Linked DNA regions of Homo sapiens: region 2 is linked to region 1. Evidence: chromatin contacts called from ENCODE Hi-C data. All regions are on one chromosome and are shown on one strand. The core of a region is the stretch at or near the end of the contact, and the rest is flanking DNA. Distances in the headings are between cores, read along the strand shown. Region 1 holds the start of RMI2 (RecQ mediated genome instability 2). Region 2 holds the start of RSL1D1 (ribosomal L1 domain containing 1).

Region 1 (7,094 bases), core at 1,659-4,158:
TCCCCTGTCTGGCCCCTCCATGTGCAGTTCCCTCTGCCTGGAATGCTCACATGCCAGATGTGTGGATTACACCATCAAGGTGTTATAAACCCGGTGCTGACATGCTAAGACTTGTGTTTTGAAAAGATCACTCTGCCAGCAACATGGTGTTGGGCTTGTGGGAGCAGGTGCAGGGAATCTGGAGGCCAAGGGAATGATGGGGGATTCCCAGGCTCATACAAGAAGCCTGGGGGCTTCTCCCTTCACGCTAACTCCCTTCTCCGTCACTTCTCTGTCCTTAAGGTACCTCGGGGGAAGGTCAGTGAGGACCCACCAGGCATGAACGGGTTGGATTCTCTCTTGGTTAATGTTCCTGCTCCTTTCTCAGCCTAGGAGCCTGGTTACTTCATAGGTCAGGGTTGAGGTGTTGTATTAGTCTGTTCTCACACTGCTATAAAGAACTGTCCAAGACTGGGTAATTTATAAAGGAAAGAGGTTTAATTAACTCCAGTTCCGCAGGGCTGGGAGGCCTCAGGAAACTTACAATCATGGCAGAAAGGGAAGCAAACGTCCTTCTTTATGTGGCAGCAGGAAGAAGTAGTGCCGAGCAAAGGGGGAAAAGCACCTTATAAAACCATCAGATCTTGTGAGAACTCACTCACTATCACGAGAACAGCATGGGAGTATCCGCCCCCATGATTCAATTACCTACCACGGGGTCCTTCCCACGATATGTGGGGATTATGGGAAGTACAATTCAACATGAGATTTGGGTGGGGACACAGCCAAACCATATTAGGTGTAGAGGCCAAAACCTCATAGAGGCTACTGAGAGTCTATGGGCCAGCCCTCTAGCTTCCTTAAGCCTCAGTTTCCTCACCTGTGTGGAACAGTCTTTTCAGGGTCTGTGGGGGTACATGGGATACTTCCTACAAAGTTCTTACAATAGGACCTGGCTCAATTTTATAAAAATGAAGCTCTTGGCCGGGTGCGGTGGCTGACGCCTGTAATCCCAGCACTTTGGGAGGCTGAGCGGGCAGATCACGAGGTCAGGAGTTTGAGACTAGCCTGGCCAGTATGACGAAACCCCGTCTCTACTAAAAAATACAAAAATTAGCCAGGCGGGTGGCGTGTACCTGTAGTCCCAGCTACTCAGGAGGCTGAGGCAGGAGAATCACTTGAACCTGGGAGGCGGAGGTTGCAGTGAGCTGAGATGGCACAACTGCACTCCTGCCTGGGTGACACAGCGAGACTCCGTCTCAAAAAAAAAAAAAAAAAAAAATCAAGCTCTTGCTGAATACTCTCTGAATGCCTGGTACTGCAGGAGGCCCTGGGAACTCAAAGTTTCTCTTAAGAACTGACCTTGACTTTAAGGATTGCCTGATTTAGGATCTGTGGACTTTGCTGACTGGGGACATCCAATTTTTAGGGAGAGATTCCTGGGAATTTTATTTGAAGGATGCACAAAAAGATTTAGCTTTTACGGGTGGATCACGAGGTCAGGAGATCGAGACCATCCTGGCTAACACGGTGAAACCTCGTCTCTACTAAAACAAAGTACAAAAAATTAGCTGGGCGTGGTGGCAGGCACCTGTAGTCTCAGCTACTCGGGAGGCTGAGGCAGGAGAATGGCGGGAACCTGGGAGGCGGAGCTTGTAGTGAGCCCAGATGGCGCCACTGCACTCCAGCCTGGGTGACAGAGTGAGACTCCGTCTCAAAAAAATAAATAAATAAATAAATAAAAAAGATTTATCTTTTAAGTAGGTCCACAGTGGATATATTTATAAAGTGAAAAATTGGAAATAGCCTTAATGTCCAACTGTAGGATATTGGTTTAATATGTGATAAGACAAATCGAGTATTATGCAGTCATTCAAGAGGAAGCAGATGGATATTTGCTGATACAGAAAGATGTTCATTATTAAGTGAAAACAATATACAAAACACTATTTGTATATCAGTAATAGGCCAGGCATGGTGGCTCACGCCTGTAATCCCAGCACTTTGGGAGGCCAAGGAGGCAGGATTGCGTGATCCCAGGAGTTCCAGACCACCTTGGGCAACATGGTAAGACCCTGTCTCTACAAAAAATACAAAAATTAGCTGGACGTGGTGGTGCACGCCTGTAGTCCGAGATACTTGGGAGGCTGAGGTAGGAGAATCACCTATGCCCGGGAGGTGAACGTTGTAGTGAGCCGTCACTGTGCCACTGCACTCCATCCTGGGCAACAGAGTGAGACCCTGTCTCAAAAAAAATACACACACATATTTTAAAGCCTAAAGGCTAATATACCCCAAAATTAACAGTGGGTATCTATAAGCGGCTTTTACAATTATTTTCTTGTTCTACATTTTTCCCCTATTTTTTTTACAATAAATGTGCATTTCTTGTCTGAAAAATAGCAATATATTTTATTAACCTTAAAATTATTTGATGCTATTAAAATATAACTGAAAATAATAATAAAAGAAAAGGCAAGTTTGCCAGCTCTCCCCGTCTCCCTCCCCAGCCTTATCTCCTGACTGGATTCTTGCTCACTCCCAATAAACACGGACTCTTAATTCGTTTCAGTATTTACTAACCTCAAAACAAGGCAATGTAAAGATGAATAATCATACTCTGTAGGTGATCTGCATCCACGCCAAATTTTGAGATGCGTTGAAAGAGGAAGTTCTTTACCTCTCTGCCTTCAATTATTTATTCTCGTTTAACCCATTTCCTCCGTTCATTCCTAACTTGAGGGCGTTTATTTACTTTTATCTACGCATGCGCACTCCTGGCTGCTAGAGAGGGCCTCTTCGCCCGGCGGTCCCGCCTTCTGACGTCGACCATTGGCCGGCTCTGCCAGCGCGCTCCTGATTGGTGGCTGAGGGCCGGGCCCCGCTGCTTCTCAAAGTTGGCGGGAAAGCGGAGGCGGGGCGGAAGGGTGCGGCGAGGCGGAATGGCGGCGGCTGCGGACTCGTTCTCAGGCGGCCCCGCGGGGGTGCGGCTTCCGAGGTCGCCGCCACTCAAGGTGCTGGCGGAGCAGCTGCGGCGCGACGCGGAGGGCGGCCCGGGCGCGTGGCGGCTGTCACGGGCGGCGGCGGGCCGCGGGCCGCTGGACCTGGCGGCCGTGTGGATGCAGGGCAGGGTAGTGATGGCGGACCGCGGCGAGGCTCGGCTGAGGGACCCGAGCGGGGACTTCTCGGTCCGCGGCCTGGAGCGGGTGCCGCGCGGGCGGCCCTGTCTAGTCCCAGGTAATGCCCGGGCCTTACCGGGCGCCCTCTTCCCTGCTGCCCGCCGAGAAGTTGCCGAGGCCAGATTCGATCTTGTTGTTGACACTCGAACGGGGGCGGGGCGGGTCTGGCCCTCCTCCGGGCCTCTGCCCCTGCGGGTCCCCGCTTGGGTACCCTTGCTCCGGTCCCTCCTTGGTGAAGTTGATCTGATGATAAGCATCACCTGCCGTCCCTTTTACAAATACAGATTCCTGGGACTCTCCCACCCCTAGTGGGAATCTTCTGGGGAGGGACTCCGGCACCTTCGTTTGTCACAAGCCCCCTCTCCCAGTTGATATCCTTGTTTTGGGAAATACTGTCCTGGGAAACTTCTGCTCATCCTTAACGTCTCAGCTCAAATGTGCCTTTCTCAGGGAAGTCCTCCCTAGCCCCTAGGAACGGGAGACCCTCCTGTACTTCTCCTTAATTGAACTGTCTTGGGCTGTAGCTCACTCATGTTTGCCTCCTCTCTTTTTTTTTTTTTTTTTTTTTTGAGACGGAGTCTCACTCTGTCGCCCAGGATGGGGTGCAGTGGCGCGACCTCAGCTTACTGCAGCCTCCACCTCCCGAATTCAAGCGATTCTCATGCTTCAGCCTCCCGAGTAGCTGGGATTACAGGCATGTGCCACCACACCCGGCTAATTTTTGTATTTTTTAGCAGAGACTGGGTTTTGCCATGTTGGCCAGGCTGGTCTCGAACTCCTGGCCTCAAGTGATCTGCTCATCTCGGCCTCCCAAAGTGCTGGGATTACAGACATGAGCCGCTGCGCCCTGCCTGCTTCCTCTCTTAAACCACTGATGCTCAAACTTGAGCCAGCATCAGTCTCTCCTGGAGGGCTTGGTAAAGCTGGGATGGCTGGGGCTCCACCCTCAGGGTTTGTGAGTCAGGAGGTCCAGGTGGGGCTGGAAATTTGCATTTCTAACCAGCTCCCAGGTGATGCTGATGCTGCTGGTCTGGGGACCATACTTTCGACTTTTTAAATGTTTTATTTATTTGAGATAGGGGACTCACCGTGTTGCCCAGGCTGGCCCTGAGCTCAAGCAATCCTCCTGCGTCAGCCTCCTTGGGTAGCTGGGACTACAGGCCTGTACCACCACGCCTGGTTTGGGGGCCATACTTTGAGAACCACTGGGCCAGCCCAAGCTACTGGAGGGCCAGAGCTGTGTGGTCCTGACAACTGTATCCTCAGCATCTGGCCCAGTTCCTGACACATAAGTGCTCCAAGAACCAATAGTCTTGAGTGATAGGCAATGGGCATCCATCTCACTTGTTCCCTGGGATGTCAGTTGAGCACGTGTTGTACATCAGCCCCTCATGTGCAGTGTTGGGCTGCAGCCGAGACCTAGATAGAGTCTGCTGGGAGACAGGCAGTGAGCAAGTGTCGCAGAGGATCGCTGATCTTTGGGGAGCCATGAGGATGTGCAAGGTGCTGAGTGGCCCGGGGAGGCTTCTAGAGGATGTGAGGTCTAAGCTGAGGAGCTCTGAGGCTCCATGGGCCTTCCCTCACCTCAGCTCCCTCTCCTGGGAAATCAGGCCAAGATCACTTCATTCCTAAGGGCCCTTCCTGCTCAGTCTTGGAGTCTAACTAGAGGCAGATAGGGCTGTGGTCTGGCCTGAGCTGCTGTGGACTCGGAAAGGCTTAGGTCGAATTTCTGGTTCCACCCCTTCCCAACTGAGCTGCCTGGAGCACTCTTGTTAACTTTTCTGGACTTGTACTATTTTGTAAAAAGGAGCTAATCATTCCTGCGTGTTGTGTGGATTCAATAAGTAAACAACTGCCTTAGTACTGCACCTGGCTCACAGTGAGGATGCAAAATATCAGGACTCGTTTACTGCCACATGCTCCTGTTCCGTCTTCCCACTGCCTTACCCATCAGCCTTCCCTCTGTCTGCCTGCCCTCAGCCGCAGCGTTGGTCTAGGACAGGGTCAGCAAACTACAGGCCTCCTCTTTTCATGTGTCCTGCGAACTAAAAATGCTTTTAAAATTTTTATGTATTACTATTATTATTTTTGAGACAGAATCTCGCTCTGTCTCTCAGGCTGGAGTACAGTGACGCAGTCATGGCTTGCTGCAACCTCCACCTCCTGGGTTCAAGCGATTCTCATGCCTCAGCCTCCCGAGTAGCTGGGATTACAGGTGTGCACCACCACACCCGGCTAATTTTTGTAGTTCTAGTAGAGATGGGGTTTCAACATGTTGGCTAGACTGGTTGGTCTGGAGCTCCTGGCCACCTTGGCCTCCCAAAGTGCTGGGACTGCAGGTGTGAGTCATTGCACCTGGCAGGATTTCACATTTTTAAATGGTTGAAAAGAAAATCGTGATATGTGAAAAGTATATGAAATTCAAGCATCAGTGTTCATAAGTTAAGTTTTATTGGAATACATTGGTAATTTACAGAATGTCTCGGGCCGCTGTCCCACCCCAGCTAGAATTTTATCTGGGACAGAGACCCTATGGCGGGAAAAGCCCAAAATATTTGTCTCGCCCTTTACAGAAAAAGTTTGCCAACCCTTGGCCTTAGCCTTGGCCCAGCAAGTAACCCATGCTGCTTGGTGTGTTGGTTTGCAGGCAAAGCACCTTGCAGGCAGGCTGGGGCAGTCTCCTATCTGGTCTCAGCCCTGGCATAAGCCTGGCATCTAGTAAATAAGTGTTTGAACCCATGGGCATTGGTGAACCTGTCTGACATACCCACTGGCCTGAATGCCAGCTGGCAGGGGCCATGTCATTTCTTCTTGTTAATTAATACTGAGTCCAGCTTGACAAAATTGAGTCACTGCCATCAGGGAGGCAGGGAGGTAAGCGGGCCACTAAAACACAAAGTAACATTGCAGGCAAGAGTGAGGTGGCGCAGAGGAGGGACAGCTGATCTAGGTTTGAGGGCTCAGGGAAGGCTTCCTGGAAGAGGCAGCCCTGAAGGATGCATTGGAGTTATCTGTAAGGACCAACCCTCCTGGGTTGCCTGGGACTGAGAGGGTCCTGGGACGTGGGACTTTCAGTGTTAAAACTGGGACACTTGGGCACCCTCTGTCTGTGTGCAGTGGCAGGAGATTGTGCAGCTCCATGGAGCAGCCTGTGCAAAGGCTTGAAGGGGATAGAGCCGCGTGCCTTTGGGGAGCCTGGGGCAGTGGTGGAAGGTAGGAGGGCTCTATCCTGATGAGCCTCATTGGCTGTCTGGAAGGACCTGCCTGCTTCAAGATGGCCTTGAACTCTGCTCACTGCACTGCTGCTGTAGTGCTGTTCCTCCACCGCCTCTTCCTCTGGAACATCCAGGAGTTTGTTTCCATAAACCTAAGGTGCTGAAGAGGCAGAGTTGAAGGAGAAGCTCTTCCTGCCCTCAAGCTGCTCTCTGTCTGCAGGAGAATCAGAGAAACCATGCTTACCTAGATCGCGCTTGGATCAACTGAGTTCTGGAGGCAGGAGGTGGATTTGACAATGTTGACTGCAGCAGTGGGGTGGGGATGGTTTCGAAGAGGAGGAAGCTGGCAGGAGATGGGCTGGAGCCATTGGAATGGTCATGGCAACCGCGGGGTGGGGATGCAGGAAGGAGAGGGAGAGACAGCGGAGAGCTGCTTTGGAGTGGGAGAGGGTGTGGGTAGAACCTACAAGGTCAATTTGTCCCATCGCGTGCCTTCGAGTTCATCCGGCTGGCTGTGTGTGCCTTCTCAGTAGAGCTCCTGTTCCCCTCTCCCGGTTGGAATGCCCTTGGGCTTGTTTTTCTCTTCGTGGGCCTTCAGTCATTCTACTTCTGTGTGTTCCAACCCTACCAGCACTTTAGGCCCCTTCAGAGGGGATGGCAAGTGCATTTTCAGAACTAGCCTCTGTCACGGAGGGACCCAGGTGGAATGTGGGGTTGGAGT
Region 2 (7,094 bases), core at 3,110-5,609, 510 kb after region 1:
CTGGCCAACATGGTGAAACCTCGTCTCTATAAAAATATAAAAATTAGCCGGGCATGATGGCAGGTGCCTGTAATCCCAGCTATTCGGTAGGCTGAGGTGGGAGAATAGCTTGAACCTGGGAGGTGGAGGTTGCAGTGAGCCGAGGTCCTGCCATTGAATTCCAGCCTGGGCGACAGAGCGAGACTCCAAACAAACAAAAAAACTTAGATACCTTAGATCCAGAGGGTAATAAAGACAAGTACACCAACTACAAAACAGCAAATCAGAGAAAAACAAGATGCTGTGGAAGTACAGAGGAATGACACGAGCCACCTCTTTTATAATTTGCAAGATATAAAAGCTACTGATGTACACGCCACCACAAATTAAATTAAAAAGAGAAAAGTAGAAGAAAAATACTAGGAAATATAGCAATGTATTTGTGATACCATTTCGCCTGAATTAAATCCTCTAAATAACTTGAAAATATTAACCAGGCTTCCTACCTGAGAAACGGTTTTAATTCCATGCTTGTTTAAAAGCTTTCTATAAAACTGTTCTGTCTTTTCAGGAGTTGAATTGGGTTCATCCTTCGTAAATAAACAGATATCTTCTGAATCTGATCGAATACTATGAGGCAAGGTCCTACAAAATACGTGAAAAGAAACCGAGGAAAGCATTATTACACACATTATGCATGTTTGTATCACACAGAATACGCGATAAACTTAGTGTTATTTAAATAACTTTTAGTCATGCTAGTTAAGCAAATAATGCACCAAGAACAACACTTAAAAATACATTTCATGGCCGGTAGTAGTGGCTCAAGCCTGTAATCCCACACTTTAGGGAGGCCAAGGCAGATGGATCACCTGAGGTCAGGAGTTCAAGACCAGCCTGGCCAACATGGTGAAACCCTGTTTCTACTAAAATTATAAAAAATTAGCCAGGCACGGTGGTAGGTGCCTGTAATCCCAGCTACTTGAGAGTCTGAGGCAGGATAATCGCTTCAACCCGGAAGGTGGAGGTTGCAGTGAGCCAAGATCGCACCACTGGACTCCAGCCTGGGTAACAAGAGGCAAACTCCGTCTCAAAACACAAAAACAAAAAACAAAACTCACTTTCAATGGCAAGTAAATCACAAAAACACACAGGCCCAAATATCAATTAACACTTGGGATACAACAAGAATTAAAATATACTTAAAGACTTCCAAATGCTTGCATATATAATTATTATACATATGTTGCTGTATGTGCACACGTACTGTAATGCGCTATAAAAACCTAGCTTAATCAGGACAAGCCTGGTTCAGAATTTTACCTTCTTTAAAACTCTTAGCTCCATAAACATAATAACTCTTTCTTCTTTTCCTTTTTTTGAGACAGGGTTTTGCTCAGTACCCAAGGCTGCAGTGCAGTGGTGTGATCATAGCTCACGATAGCCTCCAGCATAGCTGAGACTCCAGGCACGTACCAGTTGGGTGTAGGCCCAGCTAATTTTTGTATTTTTCGTAGAGACAGGGTTTCGCCACATAGCCTGGGCTGGTCTTGAATTTGTGGGCTCAAGCAATCCACCTGCCTCAGCCTCCCAAACTGCTGAGATTACAGTGTGAGCCACCACACTCAGCCAACATAACTTTTTTTTTTTTTTTTGAGATGGGAGTCTCACTGTCGCCCAGGCTGGAGTCTCTGCAACCTCTGCCTCCTGGGTTCAAATGATTCTTGCACTTCAGCCTCCCAAACAGCTGGGATTACAGACGCCCACCATCATGTCTGGCTAATTTTTGTATTTTTAGGAGACATGGGATTTCGCCATGTTGGGTCAGGATGATCTCAAACTCCCAGGCCTCAAATGATCCACCCACCTCACCTCCCAAAGTGCTGAGATTACAGGGATGAGTCACCATGCCCAGCATAACATAACTTTTAAGAATTGAAACAGCCCAGGCATGGAGGCTCATGCCTGTAATCCCAACACTTTGGGAGACTGAGAGGGAGGACTGCTTGAGCCTGAGTTCGAGACCAGCCTGGAGAACACAGTGAAACCTCATCTCCACAAAGATTTCAAAATTAGCTAGGCATGGTGGTGTGCACCTGTAGTCCCAGCTACTTGGAAGGCTGAGGTGGGAGGATCACTTGAGTCAGGTCAGGGAGGTTGAGGTTGCAGTGAACACAGATCTCACTATTGTACTCCAGCTGGGCAACAGCGCAAGATCTCGTCTCTTAAAAAAAAAAAAAAAAGGAGAGATAAAAGAATCGAAACCAAAAACATGGACTAAACCAAGAGGGACCAGCAAACACAATTATGCCACATCTTACAGAAAATAAAATACAAGGGTTTAACTCATTTCTTATGCTTACAACCTATGTTCTGAAGAAGCATTCTGTATAATCACCATGGATTTCTTTTCCATAGACAGAAATTCACTGCAGTTTTTAATAGTCTCTGTACAAAGGAATAAATTGTAGCCCCAAAGAATTTTTGCTTGACATGGAAAGATAACAGTTTCTAATAAAAAAATAAAATAAAATAAAGCTGTTTAACTTATTCCACCTTTATTCTTTCGAACACCACGTTTTCGATTCAACAGACCTGATTACGTTAGCTGTCCACCAAGCTCTAAGAAAACTGGTGAAATTTCTAGAAAATTTTAGCACATCTGAATTTCTACGGTTCTTTTATTTTTTATTATTTTTTATTTTTTTGAGACAGAGTCTTGCTCTGTCGCCTAGGCTGGAGTGCAATGGAGACATCTCCGCTCACTGCCACTCTCCTGCCTCAGCCTCCCGAGTAGCTGAGATTACAGGCACCCGCCATCATGCCTGGCTAATTTTTGTATTTTTGGAGAGACAGGGTTTTACCATGTTGGCCAGGCTGGTTTTGAACTCCCGACCTCAGGTGATCCGTCCACCTCGGCCTCCCAAAGTGCTGGGATTACAGGTGTGAGCCACCACATCAAGCCTCTATGGTTCTTTTGGACATAGTTGTTTTACTTCACGTCAGATTTTTATTATAAGTTTGCAAAGTTTCCATTAGTAACCATGATGCAATTGTTCGAGTTACAAAGAATAAACACACAGATAAAAACAGCAAAGGTAGAAAATCACAACTTACAATCTGACCCTCAGTTCTTTACTTGGAATTTTCCATAATACCACCATTAAAAATAAACTTTCATTCTCATTCAAAAGCAACCCATAATTGTTTTTCCTGGACTTGCAATGCGTCAAGAGAGCGTCCACTGCCTTTCTAACCTGCAAAGTGGAAATTAGACAAATAAGTGAAATGTTTTCACAATAACTTACACAAATAAATGAAATGTTCTCAATCTAATTTAGCATTTGCCCCCTCCCACACCTTCTATTTTTTCCCTTCCAACTTCTATTTCAAGGGGTAACCTCCATAACCGTATCTATTAGGATCCTGCAGTTTATATTCACAGAAATCTAAGAATCCATCAAACATGCCTAAGTACCCACTTCCAGTACTGTGTGCAGAAGGGCACCTCTTCTACTTAAAGAGATTGGGCTAGAGGGAAACGTGCCCCTCCTGCCCTCAATGATGAAAGCAGTAATCCCAGGAAAAACGCAAAGCAAAATGCATTTAGCATTTACTGAGAACTCCTGGCAATTCTCCTGCCTCAGCTTCCCGAGTAGCTGAGATTACAGGCGCCCGCCACCACGCCCACCTAATTTTTGTATTTTTAGTAGAGACGGGGTTTCACCATGTTGGCCAGGCTGGTATCGAACTCCTGACCTCAGGTGATCCACCCGCCTCGGCCTCCAAAAGTGCTGGGATTACAGGCGTGAGCCACCGCGCCCGGCCTACTGAGCACCTTCTTACCATGTACCAGGCCAAAGCGCTTTACACTCATTACCTCTCCCGATCCTGGATAACGGGGAGCCGAAGGGCCCACTTTAAATAACGGGTAACAGACCTGCAAAACTAAGCGATTCGGTCAAGCGCTAATGATAGGGAAGCTAAGCCAGGTCGCCAGGTCTATCTCATCTAGCTCCACAGCACACTTGCAACCCAATTCACTAGCGCCAGGCCGCAGGACCAGGGAAAGCAGGCGCCCACCCACGTGTGTAAAGGGGAGAGACAGCTGAGGCACACGGCCCGCCAGCGACCGTCCCACAGCCCCGGGGAAGTCCGCCGAGCACGCACTCGGGTTCCGGCACCCTGCGCCTCACGAGGTAACCGCCACACTGCTTCCAAGCCACCCTCCCCAGGAACCACTCACCTGTTCTTTATCCAGCTGCTTCCGTGCTGTCGGGGCCGCTGGAGTCGAGGTGGAGGTTCCAGTAGCGGCTGCAGAAGACAGCGAGGCCGAGGCCGAATCCTCCATCTTGTTTCCACCTCGTGAAGAGGCGCGTGTGCAACCCCACTGCTGGCTTCTGGTGCGCACGCGCGAGCAAGCCCGGCCCCGGAAGCGAGGGGGCGGGAACCGAGCCTCTGTGCGTCATTTCCGGGAGAGCGTGGGGTTTCGCTCTCCGGGGCAGTGGCTGCTGTCAGAATCCCTTCTTTGAGGAGGCACCTGCTCTTCCGCTTTTCTCCAGCTTTCCATGAGCTGTGGGGAGTAGCTTGGGTGTCCTCTCACTCTTACTAGATAGAAATCAAGAAAGCGCCTTGAGGCGAGAGAAGAGTCCCGTCAGGAGGCCCAGTGGGGTCCTCCACACTCCACGGTCCCCGCCTCCGGGAAGGCCGCGCGTGGCATGGGCAGAGCGCGGAATCCTGGCTCCACTGCCCACCTGCCCGTTGACTTTAGGCGACGCCAACCCCAGGCTGGTGAGGAGTCCCTGAAATATAAGGCACGGGAGCCACCCGGAGCCACCCGACCTGCCACGTTAAGCAGCATGAGGGACCGAAAGATGAGTCTGGGCCAGTCTCTTAGGAGCTTCTGGTCTCGCAGAGAGGCGGGAGGTAAGATCCTGTACAAATAAGCGTGGCTGGTCGTGCGCGTGGCTGGCGTCTGGAATCCCAGCGCTCTGGGAGGCCGAGGCGGAGGGATTCCAGGAGTTGGAGACCAGTCCGTGCATATACGAGACTCCGTCTCTCCAAAAATTATAAACATTAGCCGGCGTGGTGGTGCGCGCCTGTAGTCCCGGCTACTTGGGAGGCGGAGGATGGAGGATCTTGAGGAATTCGAGGCTCGGTGAGTTCTGATCCGCGCCACTGCACTCCAGCGTAGGCAGTAGAGTGAGACCTTGTCGCTAAACAAACAGGTTAGGAGTGGAGGCTGGATAACTGACAAATGGAATACCTTAGAACAGGGGAGTCCAATCTTTTGGCTTCCGTGGGCCACACTGGAAGAAGAATTGCCTGGGCCCATATATAAAACTAATACTAATGATAGCCGACGAGCTTTAAAAAAAAAATCTAAAAAAAATCTCGTAATGCTTTAAGGAAGTTTACGAATTCGTGTTGGGCTGTATTCAAAGCCTGGCCTCCAGGGCCGCACGCGGCCCTTGGGTAGGACAGGTTTGCTTTGTAATGTCTTCCTCCCACTCCACCCGCCTCCCCAGAGGTACCCTTACCAGTGTCTCCTGGAACCTTCCAGAGATGTTCTAGGCATGTTTAGGAGATACTTCTCCTTTCTCTTGTTGGATGGGTTTAATTAATTTTTTTCCTTTTTTTTTTTTTTTTTTTTGTAATGGAGTCTCGCTCTGTCGCACAGGCTGGAGTGCAGTGGCACGATCTGGGCTCACTGTATCCTTCGCTTCCCGGGTTCAAGCAGTTCTCTGCCTCAGCCTCCCGAGTAACTAGGATTACAGGCACGCGCCACAACGCCCGGCTAATTTTTGTATTTTTAGTAAAGATGGGGTTTCACCATCCTGGCCAGGCTGGTCTTGAACTCCTGGACTTCATGATCCACCTGCCTCGGCCTCCCAAAGTGCTAGGATTATAGGCGTGAACCACCACGGCCAATTTTTTTTTAAAGAGGGAGTCTTGCCCTGACGCCCAGGCTGGAGTGCAGTGATCTTGTCTCACTGCAGTCTCTCCCTTTCGGGTTCAAGCAGTTCTCCTGTCTCAGCCTCCCGAGTAGCTGAAACTACAGGCGGACGCCACCATGCCCGGCTACTTTTTTTTTTTTTTTTGAGACAGAGTTTCGCTCTTGTTGCCCAGGCTGGAGTGCAATGGCGAGATCTCAGCCCACCGCAACCTCCGCCTCCTGAGCTCAAGCTATTCTCCTGCCTCAGCCTCCCCAGTAGCTGAGATTACGGGTATGCACCACCATGCCTGGCTAATTTTTTTTTTTTTTTTTTTTGAGACGGAGTCTTGCTCTGTCGCCCAGGCTGGAGTGCAGTGGCGCGATCTTGGCTCACTGCAAGCTTCGCCTCCTGGGTTCACGCCATTCTCCTGCCTCAGCCTCCCGAGTAGCTGGGACTACAGGCGCCCGCCACCACGCCCGGCTAATTTTTTTTTTTTGTATTTTTAGTAGAGACAAGGTTTCACCGTGTTAGCCAGGATGGTCTCGATCTGACCTCTGCCCTCGTGATGCGCCCGCCTCGGACTCCCAAAGTGCTGGGATTACAGGCCTGAGCCACCGCGCCCGGCGTTAATTTTGTATTTTTAGTAGAGACGGGGTTTGTCCATGTTGGCCAGGCTGGTCTGGAACTCCTGACCTCAGGTGATCCACCTTGGCCTCCCAAAATGCTGGGATTACATGTGTGAGCCACTGTGCCCAGCCTTTTTTTTTTTTTTTTTTTTTTTTTTTTTTAAGAAACGGAGTCTGGCTCTGTCACTCAGGTTGGAGTGTAGTGTCATGACTATAGCTTACTGCAGTTTGGAACTGCTGGGTTCAACAGATCCTCCGGCTTCAGCTTCCCGAGTAGGTAGGACTAAAGGTTCAGGTCACCACGTCCTGCTAACTTTTACAATTTTTTTGTAGAGATGAGGACAGGGAGGGGTCTCACCATGTTGCCCAGGTTGGTCTCGAACTCCTGGCCTCAAGGGATCCTCCCACCTCAGCCTCCCAAAGTGCTGGGGTAATATGCATAAACCACTGGACCTGGTCAAACTTTTACTTTTTAGAAAAAGACATATAGTAGCCTAGTATACCCATTGTTCCGCACCTTGCTTTTTCTTCTTAATATACCTTGGAGATTGTT

What was found. Hi-C counts contacts between places; a loop is a spot of excess contacts on that map. Pooled maps may share reads with other maps.
Region 2: a loop to region 1 is called in a pooled map, with 19 times the contacts of the local background. The contact joins the promoter of RSL1D1 here to the promoter of RMI2 in region 1. A Hi-C loop is called at or near these places in 9 of 50 pooled maps.

The regions. Positions count from the first base shown.
Region 1 is chr16:11,342,551-11,349,644 of GRCh38, forward strand. It overlaps RMI2 (RecQ mediated genome instability 2), which reads left to right and starts at 2,909. Exons shown (of 2, transcript NM_152308.3): 1 at 2,909-3,216. The coding sequence starts at 2,922. All of the region lies in intron 1 of LOC105371082 (a long non-coding RNA gene), which reads left to right. It overlaps LOC105371083 (a long non-coding RNA gene), which reads right to left and starts at 2,662. Exons shown (of 2, transcript NR_135174.1): 1 at 2,563-2,662. RefSeq lists silencers at 2,978-3,137, 3,158-3,237.
Region 2 is chr16:11,847,183-11,854,276 of GRCh38, forward strand. RSL1D1 (ribosomal L1 domain containing 1) reads right to left here and starts at 4,360. Exons shown (of 9, transcript NM_015659.3): 1 at 4,226-4,360; 2 at 3,097-3,236; 3 at 486-624. The coding sequence starts at 4,330. RefSeq lists enhancers at 3,522-4,721, 4,494-5,028, 5,029-5,562 and a silencer at 4,290-4,476.